Linked DNA regions of Homo sapiens: all the other regions are linked to region 3. The links are chromatin contacts, found by Hi-C or POLR2A ChIA-PET in ENCODE. All regions are on one chromosome and are shown on one strand. Each heading gives the region's core, a stretch centred on a gene start or an enhancer-like site at or near the end of the contact. The rest is flanking DNA. Distances are from core to core; before and after follow the strand shown.

What was found. A loop is a pair of places that touch in the nucleus more often than their neighbours do. ChIA-PET counts read pairs that join two places held with the same protein, here RNA polymerase II (POLR2A). Pooled maps may share reads with other maps.
Region 1: a pooled map shows a loop between it and region 3 (2.7-fold over the local background). The contact joins two enhancer-like sites. A Hi-C loop is called at or near these places in 5 of 50 pooled maps. POLR2A ChIA-PET finds 5 or more read pairs at or near these places in 2 of 52 experiments (CD4-positive, alpha-beta memory T cell and activated naive CD4-positive, alpha-beta T cell).
Region 2: a loop to region 3 is called in a pooled map, with 5 times the contacts of the local background. The contact joins the promoter of SFT2D1 here to the enhancer-like site in region 3. A Hi-C loop is called at or near these places in 1 of 168 maps with a recorded cell type or tissue (sciatic nerve) and 11 of 50 pooled maps. POLR2A ChIA-PET finds 5 or more read pairs at or near these places in 4 of 52 experiments (A673, CD4-positive, alpha-beta T cell, H1 and 1 more).
Region 4: a pooled map shows a loop between it and region 3 (3-fold over the local background). The contact joins two enhancer-like sites. A Hi-C loop is called at or near these places in 1 of 168 maps with a recorded cell type or tissue (natural killer cell), 1 of 37 single-sample maps with no recorded cell type and 7 of 50 pooled maps.
Region 5: a pooled map shows a loop between it and region 3 (2.5-fold over the local background). The contact joins the promoter of PRR18 here to the enhancer-like site in region 3. A Hi-C loop is called at or near these places in 5 of 50 pooled maps. POLR2A ChIA-PET finds 5 or more read pairs at or near these places in 2 of 52 experiments (activated T-cell and activated naive CD4-positive, alpha-beta T cell).

Annotation. Positions count from the first base shown.
Region 1 is chr6:166,242,220-166,246,978 of GRCh38, forward strand. It overlaps LOC101929297 (a long non-coding RNA gene), which reads left to right. Exons shown (of 5, transcript NR_125862.1): 2 at 583-1,709. Among named protein-coding and RNA genes, the nearest start is that of PRR18, 64 kb to the right of the region's middle. Within about 2 kb of position 2,617, at least 5 of the 41 ENCODE cell types and tissues checked have a DNase peak (open chromatin) inside an H3K27ac peak, as active enhancers do.
Region 2 is chr6:166,339,682-166,344,223 of GRCh38, forward strand. It overlaps SFT2D1 (SFT2 domain containing 1), which reads right to left and starts at 2,864. Exons shown (of 8, transcript NM_145169.3): 1 at 2,738-2,864. The coding sequence starts at 2,800. LOC100289495 (a long non-coding RNA gene) reads left to right here and starts at 2,950. Exons shown (of 2, transcript NR_040022.1): 1 at 2,950-3,466. RefSeq lists a silencer at 2,575-2,734 and an enhancer at 2,796-3,689.
Region 3 is chr6:166,485,826-166,490,657 of GRCh38, forward strand. It overlaps RPS6KA2 (ribosomal protein S6 kinase A2), which reads right to left. Exons shown (of 21, transcript NM_021135.6): 10 at 3,008-3,096. Among named protein-coding and RNA genes, the nearest start is that of MIR1913, 21 kb to the right of the region's middle. RefSeq lists enhancers at 38-538, 3,837-4,337. Within about 2 kb of position 2,431, at least 19 of the 41 ENCODE cell types and tissues checked have a DNase peak (open chromatin) inside an H3K27ac peak, as active enhancers do; they include A673 and CD4-positive, alpha-beta T cell, where a contact is called at or near this core.
Region 4 is chr6:166,285,666-166,289,791 of GRCh38, forward strand. No RefSeq gene overlaps it. Among named protein-coding and RNA genes, the nearest start is that of PRR18, 21 kb to the right of the region's middle. RefSeq lists an enhancer at 1,385-1,554. Within about 2 kb of position 1,251, at least 5 of the 41 ENCODE cell types and tissues checked have a DNase peak (open chromatin) inside an H3K27ac peak, as active enhancers do.
Region 5 is chr6:166,306,894-166,311,649 of GRCh38, forward strand. It overlaps PRR18 (proline rich 18), which reads right to left and starts at 1,499. Exons shown (of 1, transcript NM_175922.4): 1 at 1-1,499. The coding sequence starts at 1,249. The coding sequence ends at 362. It overlaps LOC107986669 (a long non-coding RNA gene), which reads left to right and starts at 655. Exons shown (of 3, transcript XR_001744464.2): 1 at 655-830; 2 at 2,829-2,924. RefSeq lists a silencer at 982-1,581 and an enhancer at 1,652-1,931.

The DNA.
Region 1 (4,759 bases), core at 1,367-3,866, 240 kb before region 3:
TGAAAAGAGTTTGTCTGTTTGAAGAGTTGGAAAACTGCAGTCAAACCCTGGCTTTCACATGAGCAAGTCTGTAAAATTATCCAGCATGCTGTGTTCATCCCAAAACCGCCCTCAGAGGTCCCTGAGCCTCTCACAAACCCCCTTTTAAGAAACTTCTTCTCTTCTATGATTTATAAAATGATTTTTAGCTGGGCGCTGTGGCTCACGCCTGTAATCCCAGCACTTTAGGAGGCTGAGGCGGGCGGATCACTTGAGGTCTGGAGTTCGAGACCAGCCTGGCCGACACGGCGAAACCCCTTCTCTACTAAAAATACAAAAATTAGCTGGGTGTGGTGGCGGGCATCTGTAATCCCAGCTACTCAGGAGGCTGAGGCAGGAGAATGGCTTGAGCCCAGGAGATGGAGGTTGCAGGTAGCCAAGACTGTGCCACTGCACTCCAGCCTGGGCAACAGAGTGAGACTCCGTCTCAAAAAAAGGAAAAAAAATGTTTAAGTGCTTTATTTTCCTTTCCAATCCTTTTTTCCTCCCCTTCTGCCCGCCTTTCTCTTTCTCTTCTCCTCACTCTCCTTTGCTCTCTTGCAGCAGTGTTCATGCAGCGCCTGTCTGGTGCCAGTTCTGAAGCACACACTGCAAAGATTAAGAAGATGGGTCTCAGCTGATTGGGAGTAGAGCACAGCATCTTCAGAGAAGGCCACGGAAGTCCTCCTCAAGGTGTCCAAGTGTCCTCCAAACATTAGCCACTGTTGTTATTAATAAAGGAATTTAAGACCGAAAAGACCTATGGAGGATTCAGGAGTCCAGGGGCCTGTATTACACAGAAGAGTTAAGAGGGTGATTCACACACCCGTGAAGATGAGTCTCCTCCCTCATCCTCCCCACACTGGGTCCATAAGAGGTGCTCCTGAGCAGTTTCACCTCATAACCCACAGGCTTAGATTTGGTGCTGAGGTAGCCAGGGTCAGCCCTAGTGCAGAGTAGAGCAGCTTAATTTCAGATGAATTTTTCAGTGGCCATTGCTCACTAGGTGCCTGGACAGGTCAAACCGTTTTCCACTTGTGAACAAGCATCTCAAAGCCAGTCCCCCCGCAGCTGACTGGCAGGTGTGCTCTGCCGTCTGCTTTTGGAAACAAGCCCTCAAGTGAATTATTTAAAGTCAGACAGCCTACTATTAGCAGACCTAAAGGAGGAACTCCTAGCAATTAATTAAATCCTGATATTTAACCCCCTGAGCTGAGCTAGTGCCTGTAGGGCAAAGGTGCTCAAACTTCAGGCTGCGTCGGAATAACCCTGAGAGCTTGTTAAAAAGCAGACTGCTGGGCCCCAACCCCGGAGTTTCTGGTTCAGTAGGTCTGGGGTGGGCCTGGAAATGTGCACTTCTAGCAAGTTTCAGGGGCTTCTGCTGACCCTGGATCAGTGTATCACACAGGACCGATAGATTATTGTCCCTGATTATGGTGAATAATATGGCCCAAAACACTTAAGAAACCTCCAATTTTCTCAAACTAGCACATCTGTGTACCTAATTATCCATGTGTCGTCTCTCTGTGTGTGAGGCCACGTGCTCTCCACGAAGACAGGTGAGTGGAGACCAAGACACAGAGGTGCTGCTATGACCGCAACTGCACCCACCTTGCAGAAAGCGCAAAGCTTCACTTTACAGCAAAAATACCAGCAATCTCCTCCCAGACTTTCAGAGCAGTTCCCAACAGGTAAGAGCAGGACCCTTCTGTCTGGGAAAGGCAGATCCATGCCTACACCTTATTTGGCAATACAGAAGTATCAATAAGATAATCATAAGTATTTAGAGAGTGATCAAAAGTGCCCTCCCAATATAGTTCAACAAAGAGCCCAAAATTTGACTTTGAAGGAGTCATTTCCACAGTGGACAGGTGTTTAGTTTTTTGTGCCCAACCAAATCTCGTGTTTCCGCTGGCAGTGCCACTGAAATGCATGCGTTTCTGGAAGGTGAAACGTGGCCACTCCTGTGGGACCCATGCTGCCCTGGCCAAGTTGCTCACAGTCCACGAAAGCCAAGCCGGCTTCCGCATCTCAAGGGCATTGGCTTCCGCAGCTCAAGGGCATTCTCTCCAGGACTTTTTGAAGTTCAAGTAATTCCGCAGATCCAAGGCTTATTGGTTAAATTTCATCCAGCACCTCATGACAGCGGCTGAAGTCACATTAACTTCAATCACATCAGTGACAGAAGCCACAGCCTTGTGCTGCTGCATGGTTTTAGACAGAAACCATGAAACTGCACCGGCAAAAAGTGTAAAACTATACGCACTGGGTCCGCAGATAGAGGTGTGAACCTCAGAGGGGCTGGCCCCGTTCCGCTCTTACTTTCTATTTTTCTTTCATTTTCTCCATTGTCATTTCTCCAAAGCAGGGCTGTCTACGCTTCATTGTCCTGCCTGTTGACAAATTGTTAAAGCAATTGCCTTACATTCATTTTAGATTTAATTTCCAGTGGCACTTTTCCTTTTCATGTTAAAGTCTTGCCTCATTTCAGTTTTATTTTTTCCTCACCTTTTTGTGAACAATCTCCTCCTTCAGTCAGCTCTGGACTAACAAGGTTGAACCAAAGATCTGTTTGCTTGGTGCAGGAAAACCACACGGGAGCCCTACAGCCTGCCCCGAGGCCGGCCCACATGAAAGCCCGGGGCTTCCTCACAGTTTGCTGTGAGCTGCACCAGCTCTCCTGGAGTGTGAAACCAATTTCCAAATTCACCTGAGGGTCCTTCTACAGAAAGGTTTTTGGTGAAAATATTTAGAATGTAGCAAAAAGCAATGATCAGAAGGGTATTTCAGATTTGAAAGTCACTTCATCTTCATTGTATTAATAAGTATTGATACTGGAATGGGTGGGCTCACAGTTACTGGTCACAAAGAAGAGCTTCTACGTGCCCCTGTATGATTTTGTGTTCTTCACTGTGTGGGAGGTGCAGCACATAGGCAGGTCTGAGCATTTTGGAGACAAACTAGGTTTGGAGACATCCACGCTGCTAACTGGATTCTCCTGGGCCAGAGTGTTACTGGATAGTCCTGTTTCCATTTCATCTGTGAAATGAGTTTGCTAAAAAATGGTAGGTATTTCACAGGCTTTGTGTGAGAACTGAGATAATCCGTGAGCAATTCTTGAAACAACATGATAAATACTTGGTGTTATTATTTTAGTCATCTGCCTTTAGCCGGGCTCAGTGTATCACACAGGACCTAGAGATTATTGTCCTAGCCCCTGCCTTGTTGCTTTGACACGAGGTAAGAACTACTTTCCTCCTTATTACACTGTTTTATGTAGGATACTTTGTCTTTTTCGTTTGTTCCCTACGGTTTTTTTCATAACAGTATTACAGATTGATCCCTGTAAAATAAGTCTTATTTAAATTTGGCTGTGGGCTTTTTAAATATAAAATCATGTGAACATCCCATAAAAACTATAACACTGAAAACTGTAGCATTACACATTAACAAGCACTTACACTCACATAGCGGCTTCTGGTTTAGGGACTCAGATAACATTCCAGTCATCTTCTGAATAGGGGGTTTTCTACGTAGTGTGCTTATTTCTCACATTGTGTGGTTTTATTTTTCTAGCTGCTTTTTCTCTCTAGATTATTACACATTCTGAATTGGAAGAAACATTACAGCCCTCCTAGGTGAACCTTCGTCACAAGACCAAAATCCTTTTATGGGGGGAGAGGAGGGAGCCTCCAGTTTAGGGTTACACACATCCAAGCTACCAGGGCTCAGCCTGGACCCAGGATACACCTTGAGTCCCTTTTTAAAACATCTCCCTAGTGCTGGGCACGGTGGCTCACGACTGTAATCCCAGCACTTTGGGAAGCCGAGGCAGGTGGATCACTTGAGGTCAGAAGTTCGAGACCAGCCTGCTCAACATGGTGAAACCTCGTCTCTACTAGAAATACAAAAATTAGCCAGGCGTGGTGGCGCACACCTGTAATCCCAACTACTGGGGAGGCTGAGGTGGGAGAATTGCTGGAACCCAGAAGGGGGAGGTTGCAGTGAGCCAAGATTGTGCCACTGCACTCCAGCCTGGGTGACAGAGTGAGACGCTGCCTCAAAAAAAATTTAAAATAAAATTTCCCTCGTATTGAACTGAACTTTAACTTCTTTGTAAATTATTCCCATTGGCCTTATTTCTGGTCTCTGATGCTACCTAGAATAAATACGAAATATATTTATTGGAATATTTCTTGCCTTAGCTCAGGCTACTGTAACACAATTTCACATGCTGGATGGCTTAAACAACAGAAATTTATTTTCTCACAGCTCTGGAGGCTGGAAGTCCAAGATCAGGATGTCAGCATGGTTGAGTTCTGGCGAGGGCCTCCTCCTGGCTGGCAGACAGCAGAGAACATCAGTCCCCTGTAAGGCCTCCCTCATGATCTCATTGAACCTTGTCACTGCCCAAAGGTGACCTCCAAATACCACCACATTGAAGATTAGGTCTTCGACATAGAAATTTTGGGGATGAGAAGGACACAGTGCAGTCCACAGCAGAATAGTCAATAAAACATGAAATAAGTATAAAATCCACATGCAAACCCCAGGTATTTCAGGCTACTTACACCTCCCCTTGGACCTTTCTTTCCAGGCTCAGATACACCTGCTTTAGTCTTTACTATGGGACAGCTTCTAGAGCTTTACCATCCAGCTGAGCTTTCATTCTTAAAAAGGACTACATTTTTCATCCTTGTTTTGAAACCTTCATGAAATTCCGTAAGTTGTCCACCAAAAT
Region 2 (4,542 bases), core at 1,614-4,113, 150 kb before region 3:
CCCATCCCCTTCCTAAAGCACTCTCTTCCCTCACTTTCTGGGGCATCCTTCTCTCTTGGTTCTCCTCCTCCTTCTCTCGCCACGCCTCTCAGCTGTCTTTGCCGGCTTCTGCTCATCCTCTAAACTTCTACACACCTAGAGAAAACCAGAGGTCAAACCTTGGACCTCATCTTGACGATCTCATCTCTCTCCTATTTCCTCCCACAAACTCTACAGTGTTACGTCCAACTGCTTTCCTCACATCTCCACTTGGATGCTACCTGGATCTCAGACTTCACGTCCACACTGAAATGATTTTCCTCCCTGAACCTGCTCCTCCCACAGTCACTTAATGGCAACTCCACCTCTCCAGATGCTCAGGTCGAATGCCATGAGGCATCCTTGCCTCCTCCCACTCTCACACATCCAATCCGTCAACAGTGTGGCCTGCTGGCTGTACACTCAGACCATTTACAGAATCTGACCACTTTTTTGTTTTTTAAACAGGCTTTTTTGCTCTTTAAACCACTTCTATCACTGATTTGAGCCACAGTCATCTCTTGCCAGGACAACTGTACTTGTCTCCAGCCCAGTCTCTGGGCTTCTAACATTGCCTCTACAGTTTGTTCTCCACAGAGCTGCCAGAGTGATCCTTTAAAATCCAAGTCGGTCACACCACCACTCTGCTCTAAACCCAAAGGCTTCCTATCACACTCAGAGTAAAGCTAAAATCCTTTCTATGGCCTATGAGAACCCTCACAATTGAGAATCCCCCTTCCTGCTTCACCTTTTCTTCTACAATTGTCCCTCTTCTCTGCCCCGCTGCTAGAGCCCCTCTGGCCTCCTTACTGGCCCTGAACATGCTGACCACACACCACTTGGGACTCTGTATCTGCCTTGGAGGCTTTTATTCACAGGATGCTCAGACATCCCAGCAGCTCTTCTGAGCTGTGCTCACATGACTCCCTGGCAGGGAGGCCTTATCTAAGTAATATGGCAACCCCAACCTCCTCAACCTGCTCTGACTTTTTCTGTGGCTGTCTGACACATTATATACTTGTTTATTCACTGTTTCCTCCAATTAAAATTTAAGTTCCATGTGAAAGAGGTATTTGCACTGGTCACTGTTATTAACACCTGCATCTTGAACAATGTCAAACATATGCAGGAACTTGAATATTTGTTAATGAACGATCACCTCCTCTGAACTCACAGCACTTGTCTATACAGCCAGTCACTCTAATCTTTGATTGATTACTTCTCCACATATCTTTCTCCCCTCTAGACAGTGGGCTCAAGATAAGTGATATTACCTTTGCATCTCCAAAGTTTAGAGTAGCACTGTCCAATAGAACTTTCTGCAATGCAAATGTTCTGTATCTGCGCTGTTTAATACAGTAGCCTTTAACCACATGTGCCTACTGAACATGTGAAATGTGGTTGCTGTGACTAAGGAACTGAATGTTAAATTTTATTTAATTTTAATTAATTTAAATTTAATTGCTCCAGGCGCAGTGGCTCAAGCCTGTCATCCAAGCACTTTGGGAGGTCAAGGTGGGCGGATCACTTGAGGTCAGGAGTTCGAGACCAGCCTGACCAACATGGTGAAACCCCCATCTCTACTAAAAACACAAAATAATTAGCAGGGCATGGTGGCAGGTGCCTGTAATCCCAGCTACTCAGGAGGCTGAGGCAGGAGAATTGCTTGAACCCGGGAGGCAGAGGTTGCAGCGAGTCGAGATCACGCCACTGCACTCCAGGCCTGAGCGACAAAGCAAGACTCCATCTAAAAAAAAAAAAAAAAAAAATTCATTGGCCACATGTGGCTGTGGTAATATACAGAGTTACAGAGTGCAATGAGAACAGATACTTGTCTTACACTCTCTGAACCCAAAACTGTAGCCCAGAACTCTACCCACACCAAGTGCTGAGTAAGTATAATGACAAGGAAGTCAGGAGAGACAAATAGAAGATCCTTATGAAATACAATTCAATTTTAAACGTCCAACTTCTGCGACAGCACACAATAACGTGCAATATAATCGCATGCAATAACAAAAAAACTTACACCGCAGTTCCTGCTCCACTGCTACTTTTAACCTTCTTGCTGGAGGAAGTAACCCTTATCAAGTCTCGCTGGTAAGGCGCAGACACAAGGGCTTTTATTAAGAAAAAAAAAAAAATCTCTTACCAGGGCTCACTGCCTTAACAGAAAAATTTTAATTCAATATTATTTCACTTACCAATGTCCTGTTTATTTTTCCTCCAGTCTCCCTATTTCCAAAAGACCACCCCCCAGCAAACACACACATAACACCACCTTTACCTCCAAAGACAAACAGATGCAACAAGCTTTAGGGTCTCGGCTCACTGCAGCTTGCAGGATAAATGCCCTGCATAGCTACTTACGCTGCACAGCCCGAGGCCAGACCCCGCACCAGGCTCAGAAAACCAAATAGTACGTGGGAGCGATGGATTATTTGGGAAAGCGAGGGCAGACGTTAGCGGATTCCTAAGTCAGAAGGCCAGATGGGAGAGTCGGGGGGGGGCCTCAAAGTGGGTTTAAGTAGACCGCATGGAAAACTGGAAAGTTCTCAAATTCTACCCAGGAAGCAGGCGGAGCCCTCCTAAATCAACCAGCCGGGCAGAGGAGTCCCAGACCCCCGGCCTCGCACCCACCCCACCCGCTCGGCCGGTCCTCAGTGCGGCCGGGGCCAGCGGGCAGCCCCGGGACTGGACGAGGGCGCAAGTTCGCTACCTGCGCAGTCAGGCCCTGCTCCTCGTCGTCCTGGCCGCTCAGGACTCGCCGCAGCTTCTCCATGGCCCTGTTACAGGGCCGTAGCGGCCGCCACTCTGTTGCCTGCCCCTGACGCCCACCAGGAAACCCCGAACCCGAAACCCCACAGACCAGCCGGAAGTCCGGTCCCGCCCGCTTCCTGTGCGTCAGCGCGGCCGCCGTAGCAATGCGCGCATGCTCACCAGCCTTTCTCTCGGACCCGGTAGTGGTCCGTGAAGTCCGCGGAGTGGGCGCTGATGGTGGGGCTATCCCTTCCCACTGTCCGCGAGGTGCGCCGTGGTAACGCGCGGGGACACAGCGCGGGTGTGGACCCCCTGCCCACAGCTGGCGCACAGCCATTGAGTGTAGACCCGACTGGGGCACGACCACTGAACCCTGCACTTGGCGTCCTCCGGGCCCCGCGAGGGGCCTTGCTGGGCGGGTCCGCGGCACCCCGGGTTCCCAGAAGTCGAGGCCCCGAATGCGCCTCCCCTCGCCTGGAATCGGAGAGCGGAGGGCTCCTGCGGGCAGGTGGCCGTGCTCCGAAGAGCGCCCTGCCACCCATGAGGTGGCCCTGGGGGCGTCGCTAGCCTTCCCAGCTGGGTGTCCTCATCCGGAGACACAAACACCTGCCTCAGGATTAAAGCGAGGAGCTGTATTTCAGACCGTCTCAGGAGAAATAGCAAGAGGCTGCCTCACTCCTTTGCCCTTGTGAGAGCTATTTCTTTACTCAGTTCACTGGTCAGCTAGGAGTTTGAAAGAGTGAAATCTTATTTATAAAAGGAATAGCTAATGCAACCCATTTTTCCAGTTTTGTGTGAACAGTGAAACCATTGAACAAGCGTTTACTGTTCTCCGGCTCGTGCTGGATGAACAAACACTAAGAAATGGGGAAGTGGCATTTTTCTCTCTCTCATTTTCCACCATGCTAAGAAAGGAGATTAAAAATCAGGGCTGCCTGTCTAATATGGTCTCCAGAAGTCATTAAGTGATAGGTTTTGCTCTTCTGTTTGCTTCTAGGCTTGGTAAGATGGTAATGAGAATGCCTGTTCTTTTGATTACTTTGCCCACTCCATTTCCTCCCTAAAATCTTTCAGTTAAAAGGTGGATCCTCAAAAAGTTTCATTGTCCATCCTACTGCCTCAGTAGAGATTTTATCTAAACTCAATTAGATAAAAACAAATACCACAGGAACCCTAGGAAAGCAAGTCGCGCCTTCTTGTGATGAAACGGTCCAATGCTCAGCATCCTTTTCCTTTAGGCAGAAGATATTTCTATGTGGCCTGTTCATACTAATATGAGAAGTCTTATCCTTATGTCCTTAACTTTAAAAGGTCAGAAAATAGATTGTAAAATCTATAGAATAAAACTATGTTTCTGTTGAATAAGAGAGTATGTCCGTAAGTGTTACGGGAAAGGGGTCCGGATCCATACCCCAAAAGAGGGTTCTTGGATCTTGCGCAAAAAGAATTCAGGGCAAGTGAAAACAAGTTTATTTAAAAAGTAGAGGAACATCGGTAGTCTGAGGCAGAGAATTGCTTGAACCCGGGAGGCGGAGCTTGCAGTGAGCCGAGATCGCGCCCCTGCACTCCAGCCTGGGCGACAGAGCGAGACTCCGTCTCAAAAAAAAAAAAAAAAAGTAGAAGGACAAAAGAATAGCTACTCCATAGGCAGAGCAGGGCTGTCTATTACCAGGGCTGCTGGTTGCCCATTTTTATGGTTATTTCTTGATGATATGCTAAACAAGGGGTGGATTCATGCCTCCCCTTTTTAGACCATATAGGCTA
Region 3 (4,832 bases), core at 1,181-3,680:
TGCCCAGCCCAGGCTGTCCCTCTGTCCAAGGCTGCATCTCCCACCACTGGGACCCCACCCTCAGGGGGTGAGGTCTTGCCCATGACAGGCCCTGTGTGGATAGGGACTCTGGGCACTAAGGGTGAGCGCTGAGCCCTTGCTGCGTTTCCTGAGCCGAGTCACTGTGTAACCGTGGGTGTGCACCAGGACCAGCGAGTGAAGGGCCAAGGTGCAGACAGCTTTAGGAGCTGCACATCTCTTGGAAATGTGGCTGTGACCCTGGCTAACGACGACCGTCACCACTGATGAAAAGGAGGAGTCCTGATGACTCTTGGTTGGAATCTCAGGTCCCATCTGGGACTTTGCTGAGGGGGTCCCAGTAACAACAACGTGGCAAAAATTGTTTGGTCAGTAGGTTCCTCTAAGCCATGAACCCCACACACAGCTGTGAGCACACACACACACATGTGCACGCACACGCATGAACACACACACACAGTGCCCCTGTGTGTGCTGCAGCATGGGCCCTCTGTCCTGATCAGGCGTCCTCCCCTCTGGTCCTGAGTGCTCTCCATCCTGGGCCTCCCATCTCATTGTCGCCCCCAGCTGGCATCTCAGTGACTTGGGGCTGCTCTGCTGGGGCCTTCAGCTTTGTCCACAGCACTGTTGGTGAATACCCCTCTAAGGAAGCTGCCTCTGTCTGGGTGACAGTTCCCCAGCCTCTCAGACCCTTGACTGGGGACAGCGCTATAAAATGTGTGCAGTGACCTGCTAGTTAGTTTTCATCCAATGCACTGGACACAGTCCTTTCCACAGACACCAGCATGGGGCCCTGCCAGGTGGCATTGGGGGCTGGGTCCATCGGTGTCTCCATGTGCCCTGGCATGGATGCACTGTGGTGTGGGTGGCACGGGCTCCGCTGCGGGGTGAGTCTACACTCTCCAGCCATGTGGGCTGCAATTCAGTCTAGACCCTGGCCCTTCCATGTCAGTAACAGCAACGTGGAGATTCTCAACAGGGGGACTTTGCCAATGTCAGGAGACGTTTGATCATCACGGGGTGGGGGTGGGGATGCGCTAAACAGCCTCAATGCATGGCGCAGCTCCCAAAACAAGAATTAACCGGCCCAAAATGCAGACGGTGCAGAGCCGTGGCCGAGACACCGTCCTCCAGCCCCAGGCTGTGGTGTGGACGTTTCATAATTGATTCAATGATTTCCTTATTGATTGATGCTTACTTCATCTTCAGGTCTTTGTTAAACAGGAAGACCTTCGGCAAACACCGTTTATTTGTACCCCTTTTACGCAGGTATGGCTATTTCTGTTGGAGAGATTTCTGGAAGTAACACTTCTGGGCAAAAGGGTGCATACATTTAACATTCTGATGGTTTTACCAAGGTGCTGAAATGTTGCAGGGATTTACTCTCCTGACACACACCCACGTGCCCTGGGCTTTCTGGATTGGCCTGCAGTGACTGGCAGACAGTGACGGCAGAACACCCTGTGACATCACCCATGCCACGGGGAGCTCACCGTGTCACCTGCTCTGACGTCACCAGTGCCACGGGAGCTCACTGTGTCACCTGCTCTCCTGGTAGCCACGCTCGGCATGCAGAGGTGCTCGGTGACAAGGAGGAATTGCTTTACTGTGTTGTGTGGAAGAATGAAAACAGGCTGAGTGGACAAAGGCGCTGACAGTGGGTTATCACCGAGAGGTCTGTAGAGTGGAATAAAATATCTGCTTACACAGAGGAGAACTGCCTCGGAAATACAACTATGGGACATCTTTATATGAAGTAAAGAATTACTATGAAGATGAATCTGCAGGAAGGAAGAGTGGTTTACGTGATAAAAATCTGGATTAGAAGTTGGATGTAAATGTGTTTAATTAGGTGAATACAACTATGACAATTCATTACAAGATGAATCTCATGGGGATTAGTACTCAGTACTTTAAATACATCAATGTTGATTTTTAAAAATCACCTTAACTCCTTTTTTCTAAGATCACAGTTATACTTCAATTATCTCACATTGTGAAATATGACTGTGGAGTAGGAAGGTACTTTTGATTAGCTTCACTTTCAATCACTGAAGGATTGCAAATGAATGCAAAAGTTCCCTGCAATGGAAGCTGATGTGGGGAAGAAGTTAAATGGGTCCTTCTTTCTTTGGGGTTAAGGCATGCAGAGAGGAAAATCTAGTATTTTTTCCGAAATGAAGTATTTCCTGATTTAACTTTTGCCTTCCCCTCTGGTATGTCTTCTATCTATGAGGTTAGAGTTTAAAAAAAAACAGAATTTAATGTGTTCCTTTCGTTTTCTTGTTAAAATAACCTGAAACACCCTGCTCCAGTTGCTGTCTAAACCGTAAACACCCTGCTCTAGTTGCTGTCTAAACCGGAAACACCCTGCTCTTGCTGCTGTCTGAACCGAAAACACCCTGCTCCAGTTGCTGTCTAAACCGGAAACACCCTGCTCCTGCTGCTGTCTGAACCGGAAACACCCTGCTCCTGCTGCTGTCTGACTCTGAGACAACACGGCCGCGCCAACTCGCTAAGACCGGCCCAGCCCACGGAGTAATCCTCAATACGCTGTCACATACACGAAAAGAAAATCAATCAGTAGTTAAAGTAGATCCTGATTTTAATAGATGTGGAGGTTTCTCAATTTAGGGAGAATTAAATTAGAAGCAGCTTTTCAACGGTTCTGTCCTTAGCTTAGAGACTTTCAAAACTCAGGGAAGTCAGATTGGTTGAAGGATACTACCATTTTGGGTAAAACCAGTGGCTTTTAGAAAACAGCTTATGGTATTTTGGCAGCAACTATGTGTTTTAGAAGCTGTGAAGGGGCCTTTTTTCCTGGAGCTCAGATGGCACTGGTACTATTTCAACCTCTAGGTGAGGTCTGTTTTCAGTGACCTTGGTTGGCATTGGGCCGGAGCAGGAGGGTGGCCCTCCACATCTCCACTGTAGCTTGCGGGGCAGCGCCCTGCACGTTCCCGTGGTGGGGTGTCCCGGGGAATCTTACCCAGCCGGTTGCAGGGGTTCCGTTTGAAGAGAGCTCGCAGCAAACTCTGTGCCTCCCCACTGAGGAACTGCGGCATCCCCAGCTTGGCTCTGAAAAACAAGATCCTATTTTAGGATCTATTTTAGGAGAACAAGGACAAGCTATAAAGAGGGCCCCAGTCAGCATTCAGAGACCTCAATCGCAGTCACCCAGAGCAGCCCGTGCTCTACCACGTGGGTCTTAGGACCCTTTTATGCTTTAAAAGTTACTGAGGACACCAAAGAGCTTATGTTTATGTGGGTTACAGCTGTGATATTTACCACAGTAGAAAGTAAAGTGAGAAATTTGTATAATTTCCATTTCCTAATTCACTTTAATAAATTTTTATTAATAAACATTATTTAATAATAAAATCATTAAAAAACAATAACACTCCCATTAACACAAATAACATTGTTAATGGAAATTATCTATGTTTTCTCAAACATACATATAAAAAAGTCTTTAGTGGCATTGTTCTGCACTTGGGTGCGTCTCTTCCTGGCTCATAGGAGACAGCTGGACCCTGTGCTCGGTCTGTTGCGATGCTATGAAGAAAACCTGCGAGAGGAGGACCTGCAAACCCCGGGAGGGTCTCAGGACCACCGGAGTCCTCAGAGCACACTGAGAACCCCACGCGCAGAGCCTAGTGCTCCCTCCAGAAATTCTCCATCCCTCCCAAGTGGAATGCCCTGAGGCCACACCCGTGACTTGCTGTCAGGGATTATTCCAGCTTTAGCAAAAGTAAAGAACATGTCCTCCCTTAAAATTCAAACAATGAGAATCACTGCAAAGGTCCTGACTTGCAGCTCTCAGTGTCTGCTGCAATTCAAGGTCCCTTGATGGAGGAAAAGGCTGATTAAATAAAAAGACACTCCTTAGCTTGACAAAAGGGTCCTCACAATGGGGCTTCCTTCACTCCCCTCTCTCCTTCCATCTACATAAGGACCGAGCTTACAAAAGCTGAGCTGGTGGTGTTTTAGGTGATTCTCAATTTTATAAAAGTTATGTGTCCATTTGCAAGCAGAGTTGGCAAGAGCAGCTCATGAGGACAAACAGCTTTATGACTCCTCCACCGAGTGGCCTCACTTAGGAAGGAACTGATTAGGGGCTCCCAGCCTCTCTGTTTCCTGCCCTCCTGCTGTCTGCTCTGGGACAGTGATAGTCAGTGGTGTCTGCTCACATTTAGGATGCTATGGCAAGGTGGTATGGGGATCAGGCTTCTTCCTACAGTCCAAGAGCAAAACCTTGGCTTAGTAAATGATTTTTCATGAGAATTAAGCAGAAAATGGTTTGTATCCAGTCACATGGTAAAACGATACCGAGTCCTGCCAAGGTCAACCAGGAGTGCTATATGAATGGGGTCAGCAGGTGGGGAGGGAAAGGAGACCCCTGCTCCTGTGATCTCTCCGGACAAGGCCCTGGAGGCCTTGTGTCTTTTTCCGTCTATCCTTTACTTCTGGGAGGTCACCAACCATCACGCTTGAAAACCAGCCACTACACATTCTAAGTGACTTACTGATGGAAAACTATCTATGGTAGAAGAGTTCATCAGAACCACTCAGCAGGATGAGACAAACCAGCAACTGCTCCCTTGACCCACTGTCATTAGAATGCCCAGCACCCTATTACCACTGCTACTGGCGGACGAGCGCTACCATTTTGTGTAAAACCAGTGACTTTTAGAAAACAGCTTACAATACTTTGGCACTGTAAGCCTAGCAATGTAATTAAAACTTCACAGTTCCAGGTTCAGAGGCAGCAGCTCTTGATATCAGAAGGTGCTCGCAGGTCTCTGGGGTGGCTC
Region 4 (4,126 bases), core at 1-2,500, 200 kb before region 3:
GAATAGAAGAAATTGCATTTCACATAGAGTGAGTATAGTTTCCTTAAATTATTTGCTTCAGATGCACTCACATACATACACACTTGATCACAATTATGTGTATTTCTTACTGGAGGTCAGACAGTCAAGGTCTGGAAGCCACTGTATTTTAGGAAGGAAAAGGAAAAGCAAACCTTCCTCCCAGGGAAGCAGATGAGGATAGAGGAAGCGGCAGTCAGGCCCTGGGGGGCTCAGGAAATGCTGGGGTTCCCTCCACAGTTTGTGTCGTCTGAGCACCCACCTTTGGAAATACAGTGAGGAGTCAGGGAGGAGACTTGTCTGCTCCTTTTACCAACCATCGGAACTTAACCCAGCGCTTAACTTGAGCTTCCTTGTGGGCACACGGCTTCAAGAAGGGGCTGCTCTGTTATTCATCCAGAGCGGCTTCACCATAGTTTAACATGGATTCTCCTCATTAAGCAGCTATATTGCTGGGGGAAAAAAAGGAACTGATAGGGTCATGTTCTTTTTTTTTTTTTTTTTTTTTTTTTTTTGAGACAGAGTCTTGCTCTGTCGCCCAGGCTAGAGTGCAGTGGCACAATCTCGGCTCACTGCAACCTCCACCTCCCAGGTTCAAGCAATTCTCATGCCTCAGCCTCCTGAGTAGCTGGGATTACAGGCACGTTCCACAACACCCGGCTAATTTTTGTATTTTTAGTAGAGGCGAGGTTTCACCATATTGGCCAGACTGGTCTTGAACTCCTGACCTTGTGATCTGCCTGCCTCGGCCTCCCAAAGTGCTGGGATTACAGGTGTGAGCCACCGCGACCGGACTGGTCATGTTCTTTTTGAAAATTGGAAAGATGAGTGAGCTATGCATCTATTTCAGTTACATTAAAATCATGATACTTTATAAAATTATAATACTTTTTTGATCATTTTAAACTCAACATTATCTTGAACCACATTTAAGAATGTAATAAATTTTATTTTTTCTTGTATCTTTTTGATGAAAATTGGACAACTATAACAATTATCTCTCTGCTGCTCGAATTCTTCGATCATTCCTGCACACGAGTCTAGAGAGTTGGTCCTGCACATATGTGGGGACCCTTTTCCACCCAAGCGACAGAAACTGCTGCCAACAGGAGCAAGGCCCCTGGGAAGCAGGCATTCCTTCTTCCTCATTGTCAGGTGGAAGGGGCCGCTGGGGGGATGGCCTTTCTGTGCTTTTGCATTCAGTGGCTCCACAAAGACCTACTTGCCACCTGGCCATAATAGGGAAAAACAACTGAGGTTACTTCCTGTTTCTCTTCATTTGTTCACCCTACTGTGACAGAGCAGACCTCATCCGCTTGGCTATCAGAGGCTGCAGCCAGGACGGAGTGCTGACCTAACAGGAAGAAGATGAAACCGTTTTGAAGGGAATTTCTTTACTGATGACTAAACAGGTTCCCTTCTCCTATCCTGCCGGCCTGAGAGAGACTACGTGTTGGCAAGAGTTAGGCTAGAGGTTTGAGCCTTGGTTCCCTGACCTCCTGATCTCTGACGGTGGCCAAGTCCATGAACCTTTCCGGCCCTCCATGCTCTCATCTCCAAAATAGCACCTGCCTCATAAGTGGGTCAAACGAGTTAAAGGAGTCAATATCTGCCCAGTATTTGGAGCAAAGTCTAGCAGATACTAAATACTTTACAATGATTAGTAATTATTGTCACCTCTCACTTAGTCATTATTGTCACCTCTCATATGCTCAGCAGAAAATGTTTTAAAATAGCTATAAACAATTTATCAAAGAAGAAGTACAGGCCAGGCACGGAGGCTCAAGCCTGTAATCCCAGCACTTTGGGAGGCCGAAGCAGGTGGATCACCTGAGGTCAGGAGTTTGAGACCAGCCTGGGCAACATGGTGAAACCCCGTCTCTACTAAAAATACAAAAATTAGCAGGGCATGGTGGCACACACCTGTAATCCCAGCTACTCAGGAGGCTGAGGCAGAACTGCTTGAACCCGGGAAGTGGAGGTTTCAGTGAGCCGAGATTATGCCACTGCACTCCAGACTGGGCAACAGAGTTAGACTTTGTCTCAAAAAAAGTATATATATACACATATATCTTTAAACATATATATATATTTAAAGATAGATATATATAAATATAGATAGATATATACAAATATAGATAGATAGATATAAATATATAGATATATATAAATATATATAGATATATATAAATATATGTATATATAAATATAGATATATAGATATATATAAATATAGATATATAGATCTATAGATATATAGATATAGATCTATAGATATATAGATATATATAGATCTATATAGATATACAGATATATAGATCTATATAGATATATAGATCTATATAGATATATATATCTATATATCTATATAGATATATAGATCTATATAGATCTATATATCTATATATAAATATAAAGATATATAGATCTATATAGATCTATATATCTATATATAAATATAAAGATATATATATCTATATAAAGATATATATATCTATATATAGATATATATACATATATATAAATATATAGATATATATAAATATATAGATATATGGACATATAGATATATATAAATATATAGATATATATAGATATATATAAATACAGAGATATATACATAGATATATACATATATAGATATGTACAGATATATATAGATATATATACATGTATAGATATATAGAGATATATAGAGATATATATACATATATAGATATATAGAGATATATATAGATATATACATATATAGATATATAAATGTATAGATATATATAGATATATAGATATATATAAATATATAGATATATAAAGATATATAGATATATATAAATATATACATATATAGATATATAAAAATATATAGATATCTATGAACATATATAGATATATAAATATATAGATATATAGATATATAAATATAAAGATATATATAAACATATATAGATATATAAAAATATATATAGATATATATAAACATATATATATATATAAAAAATATATAGATATATATTAACATATATAGATATATATAAATATATATAGATATATATAAATATATAGATATATATAAATATATATAGATATATATAAATATATAGATATATATAAATATATATAGATATATATAAATATATAGATATATATAAATATATAGATGTATAAATATATAGATATATAAATATATAGATATATATAAATATATAGATATATATAAATGTATAGATATATAAATATATATAGATATATATAAATATATAGATATATGTAAATATATAGATATATATAAATATATGGATATATATAATATATAGATATATATAAATATATAGATATATATAATATATAGATATATATAAATATATAGATATATACAATATATAGATATATAAATATATAGATATATATAAATATATATAAATATATAGATATATATATAAATATATATAAATATATAGATATATATATAAATATATATAAATATAGAGATATATATAAATATAGAGATATATGTATGTATTCTGTATTTAATTGCCGTTTTTCAAATGTTTCAAATGTCCATTAAGCCACTACTGATAAAGTATAGCAAGCTCTCCGGCAAATGCGTGGCTGCATTGGCTATGTTCCTCCCCTTATTGGAGGGGCTTTCACAGAGGTAGGAGATGGCCCCATGGTGCAGTTCCGTTTACCAAACTTGAGTGTGCTGGGTTCTAGAGCATGGAACTCCTTAGGTGTAAATATTCGCTCTGCCACTTGACAGCCATGTAGACTTGGGCAAGTAATCCTTGGACTTCAGTTTTCTCCTTGAAAATTCCCACCCCATAAGCATGGGGTCCTACAAGACTCTGCATGATCTACCCCAACTCCCCGATGTCTCATCCAGGGCTCCCCTCTGGGCTCACTCATCATTAGTCAATCAAACTCCCCTGTGGCTCAGTCCTGCCATGCAGCTGATCCCGCTGCCTGGACCACTGTCCCTAGGATCTGATGAGCCAGCCCTTCACCTTCTTAAAGTCTTTGCTCAGATTCACTTATTCCATAACGCCTTCCGGAAGTGCCTAACACTGCAGGCTGCCTCCACCACCCCATCGCCCTTCACCTGCTAGCT
Region 5 (4,756 bases), core at 249-2,748, 180 kb before region 3:
CCCTGGGGGTCGGGGCACCAAGAGGCATTTTCTCAGTTGCTTAATTCCCCACGAACTGCATGGATGCTCGGCGATGCCAAGAGGAGGCCAGAGTGGGGGCAGAGGCAGGCATCTGGGGTAGATACCACCGGTGTGAACGAGAAAGGCCCGGGCTGCCGGCTGGCGAGGGCAGGAGGGGGGCCGTGGCCGTCGGGCGAGTCTGGCTGCGCCCCACGTGGGCCAGCTTGCGCACTGGTGTCCCGAAAGTGGGCGCTGGCGGCCAGAGGAGCCTGCGGTCTCCCCCGAGGGCCCCTAGGCGGAGTGGCGCGTGCAGGAAGTGAGGTGGGATCAGGCCTGGCCTGTCCCCGCAGGCCCGCTGGGCTCACAGCGTGCTCAGGTGCCGCCGTGAGTCCAGGGCCCCCGCCCGGCCCCGCGCGGCAGCCGCGGACTCCACGCCGCGCAGCCACTCCGTGCACTTGCGTACCAGGCCCTCGTCCACCGCCTCTGGCTCCTCCTCGTACTCCACGTCGTCGTACCTGTGCCGCTCGTTGAGCAGCGACACCTTGAGCATCGGCCGCAGGGCCCCGGGCCGCGGGCTGAGCTGGGGAACCTGCAGGCCGCCGTGCAGCAGCTGGGCGCCGGGCGGAGGCGCGCGGCGGCCCTGGCCGGCGGTGGGGGGTGCGTCGGGGTCGCTGGCGGGGCCGCCCCTCCGCGGGCCCGCGGCCCTAGCCGGGAGACACGGGGCGAGTAGGCGCCTGGGTTCGGCCGAGGGTGAGGGGAAGGGCCTGCGGGGCCGCGCCAGCAGCTGCTTCTCCAGATGACGCTTCTGGATGACCAGGACGGCCTCGGGGGTGAGATTCAGGCAGAAGCGCGCAGCGGAGTCTGGACAAGGCCCCGCCCCCGAGGAGGTGCCCGCGGCGGTGGTCCCCGTCCCCGCCGAGGTCGCCGCATAGGTGGTCCTCGCTGGGCTGTGGCCGGAGCCTGCCGGCCGGGGCGGGGCGCACGTGGCTGGGGCCCGCGCGCGGCTGGGCAAGGCCTGGGGGGAGACGCCCGGAGGGGCCGGCGGCTGCGTCCTGTCCAGGCCGGGGCCGCGCCGGGCCGGCGGCCTCTTGAGCGTGGCGGAGGGCCAGGAGCTGGAGAGGAGCCCCTCGGGCCGCTGTGGGGGCCTCTTCTTCTTGTCCCCCGCGGCGCAGGGCCTCCGGGGTAACTGGCGCGCGGCTTGGGCCCCCGGGGCGGGGGCGGGCGGCGGCGGCATGGGCGGGAAGGGCATAGTGCAGCCGAGCCGCCGGATCCTCAGCCCCTGGAAAGAGAGGCGGGCGCTCAGCCACTGTGCGCGGAGCGGGTCCCCGCAGTCCGGGCGGCCCCTCCACACCCACCTGCGTCCAGCCGCGGCCTCTCCGGCTTCCTCACATCCCAGCGACCAAACCCGGGGACTCAAAGAGAGGCGCTCCCACCCTCCCCTCCTCCTGGGGGTGCTCCCGGGACTGGACCCTGCAGGAACCGCCTCCCGCCGTCCGACTGTGGGCGAGTCGCGGCGCCCCCGGGTCCCCACAGCTGAGACGCGGGCCGGGCCGGCAGGAGGAGGAGCCCAGCGCGCTCGCTAAGGACGCGGCCCTGCCAGGCCCCGGGCTGTGCCCGGCTGGTGTCACGACCGACTGTTGAATGGGAGCAAAGTGCCAGGACAGCGGAGGGCGGAGCGCGCGCCAGGCATCCCGGGGCTCCCCCAGCTGGCGCTCCGGTGGTCCGAGGTTAATGTAGTCCGTCGAAAGCCAGGAGCATTCCCCTGGGGGAGCCGGCAGCCTTCCGGAGTCACAGGTGGAGGCCCTGCACGTTTCAGAGAAAATCCCCTGTAGCCTCTCCGTGCCTTCGAGACGGCGGGAAAGGCACCGCCAGTAGATGCAGCTCTGCGGCCCCGGACACATCCTGCTTCACAGAGAAAAGCGGGCTGGAGCTGAGAGGGGAGAAATGACCCTCAGTGAATCTTACATAGTGTTCATGCCACCCCTTGAGGAGTCACTTTCAAATTCAAAACCTAAGTATCTATGAACAGGCAAAATAGTTCAGTTTCAGCTATATAATGCTGATTACATGGCAAATATTAGACATCAAGTCCCTTTAATAATTCTTATGAGCAAAGCAATATATTTATCACTGTAGCAGAGATTCAGAATTAATGAGATAAATCTTCACTGTCAATTTACATTCTAGTCGTAGACACATGAAGACATCCTACAATATTCAAATGTTTGTTTAATAAATAATTGAACAATTGCAAAGTGACGGATCAAAAAGTCAACATTTCATGTGTGCAGTCCCTGCATTACTTAAGGATAATCATCAGCTGCTTAGATCTCCACAAAGTACTTTCCATCAGATACACTTTTCTGATGGAAACCAGGTGTGTGATGGTTACGGCCCCAGGTTAGCTCCAGAGCACATTCAACTGTGGGTAAACACAAATGTGCCCTGTGCCAACAGTCACAGCAGGACAGCATGGCCCTCCCCCAGCCGCCTCAGTCTCCGAGGCAGCAGCAACGCCTCCCCTTGTTGACTGTTGGTGGCCTCAGAGAACTGCGCTGTGGATACATGGGAGCGTCAAGGAAACCTGGCAGGTGGTGGGAAACACTTCTCACCAGAGCTTGGGTTGGGGTGACAGGTTTGGGCCCTGTCATCTCTACCAGCACCTCCCAAGCCACCCCAATACAGCTCTGAAACAAGCCTCCCAGCTCACAGGCACTTTCCCTCCATCCCTGCCAGCCTGTCTCTGCCGGTGGGCTCAGGCTGTTAATCGGCTTGACAGGTGAGGTCCTAAGATACTGAAACCTCCTCCTCAATATGTTTTATTCCAGGTTTTAGAATCTCTGGATGGGTGTGGGAAGAGGCACGTCAGTGGCGGCAGGAGGCCCACAGTTCTGTGCCTGGAAAGTGGAGAACTGGAAGAGAAGGTGAGGCAGGAGAGGATGGGGGTGGGGCGGGGGGCGGTATCAAATATCATTTATGGGGGCACAGCTGGAGAGGCAGGCTATGGAGAAAAATCAGCAAACACTTGGACACTCAGACATCTGAGTTTGGAGCCCCGCAGTTCAAAAGCTGTGACGGTGCTGGTGGGGTCTTCTCTCCTTCCTGTCTCCTTACTCTTAGGATGCTTCAGAAGGAATGACAGTTTTGGGGTGAGAATGGGTTGGTGGCCTCATAGTAATGCTCCCGACTTCCACTGCTGTCTCCATTCTGCTGGGACACTGGTCGTACAGAGGCGAGGTAGCTACGCAACTGCCATCACACAGCTCTAACGGGACGGAGGAGATAAGACTCCACCCCAGGAGTGCGAGTCCAAGGCCAGATTGCAACTTTTACACTAAAGCTGAGAGGGAAAAAGTCTTGGTAGATCAGGGTGATTGGATTAAGTGACCTCTCACCCACAAACTAGTAGCGATTTGGGCCTTTTTAAGCCAAGAAAAGTGATAGTTTATCAGATTAATGCACGTGTCTGACCAGACAAGAACTGGGATTCTCCAAGCCCTCCCAGACGTCTCATACCAGCCCAGAAGCTTGGAGACATGGAAAGCTGTAAGTTTGTGTGACCCTTGAGAGGCAGAAAAGTACATTCTGAGTGTCCGCCACCTCATCACCAGGCCAGGTAGGAGGGGCAGTGCCTCTTCCCTGTCTCCCCAGAACCCTCAGAGCAAAGCATGCTCCTACGAGGGGTTCTGAGCTCTGGGTTCTCATGGCGGGTTGCTGCCCCAGGAGTACGGAGGAGTTAGCATTGCCGACGGACTATCCCCTCTTCAGACTCTGATAAAAGCACCCAAATGACAGCATCGCTTGTCCCCTGCCCAGCTACTTCTGCTACTTGAAACCTTCAGCTCCTTGTAAATTAGAAGTTAGAAAGATTGGCTTGGGCCTGAAACAGAATGCGTGAAAGCAGCCTCTGTCGCTGGCCCTCACTGGTGCTGTGGCTGTTAAAGAATCCGTTACAAATACCCTTCGGCTGATGCAAGCAGCCAGCAGCAGTTCCCAGCAAGGAAAGCCACGCCAGAGAGATGGCTGCGTTTAACTTCAGGACAGCAGGTGTAACTGAAAAGCGGTTAAAGAAATATAGTAGCTGGGTACAGTAGTTCACGCCTGTAATCCCAGCACTTTGGGAGGCCAAGGCGGGTGGATCACCTGAGGTCATGAGTTCGAGAACAAGCCTGACCAACATGGTGAAACCCTGTCTCTACTAAAGACACAAAAATTAGCTGGGAGTGGTGGCACGCGCTTGTAATCTCAGTTACTCAGGAGGCTGAGGCAGGAGAATCACTTGAATCCGGGAGGTGGAGGTTACAGTAAGCTGAGATCGTGCCATTGTACTCCAGCCTTGGCGACAGAGAAATACTCCATCTCAAAAAAATAAATAAATAAAAATAATGTAAAATTTAGCTTATAATTTACAAGGGATTTCTCATAGCTTGCCCAGAACACAATAATTATAACTATTCATATGTAATATTAAATAGTAAAGCTTGGGTACTAGAATACTGAGATCAGCTAATCTGTCTCAGAACTAGATTTTGGGGTTCACCTGAACAAGAGCTGATCTCTAAAATGCATGATTACATCTTATCTTGCATGATTACATCTTATCTAAATTTACTGTCTCAAATAAGTTGATTTAAAAGGTCAACTAACCAAAACCAAATACAGTTTACCCTTGAACACCATGGGTTTGAACTGCGAGGGTCCACTTACAGGAGGATTTTCCTCTGCCTCTGCCACTCCTGAGACAGCAAGACCAACC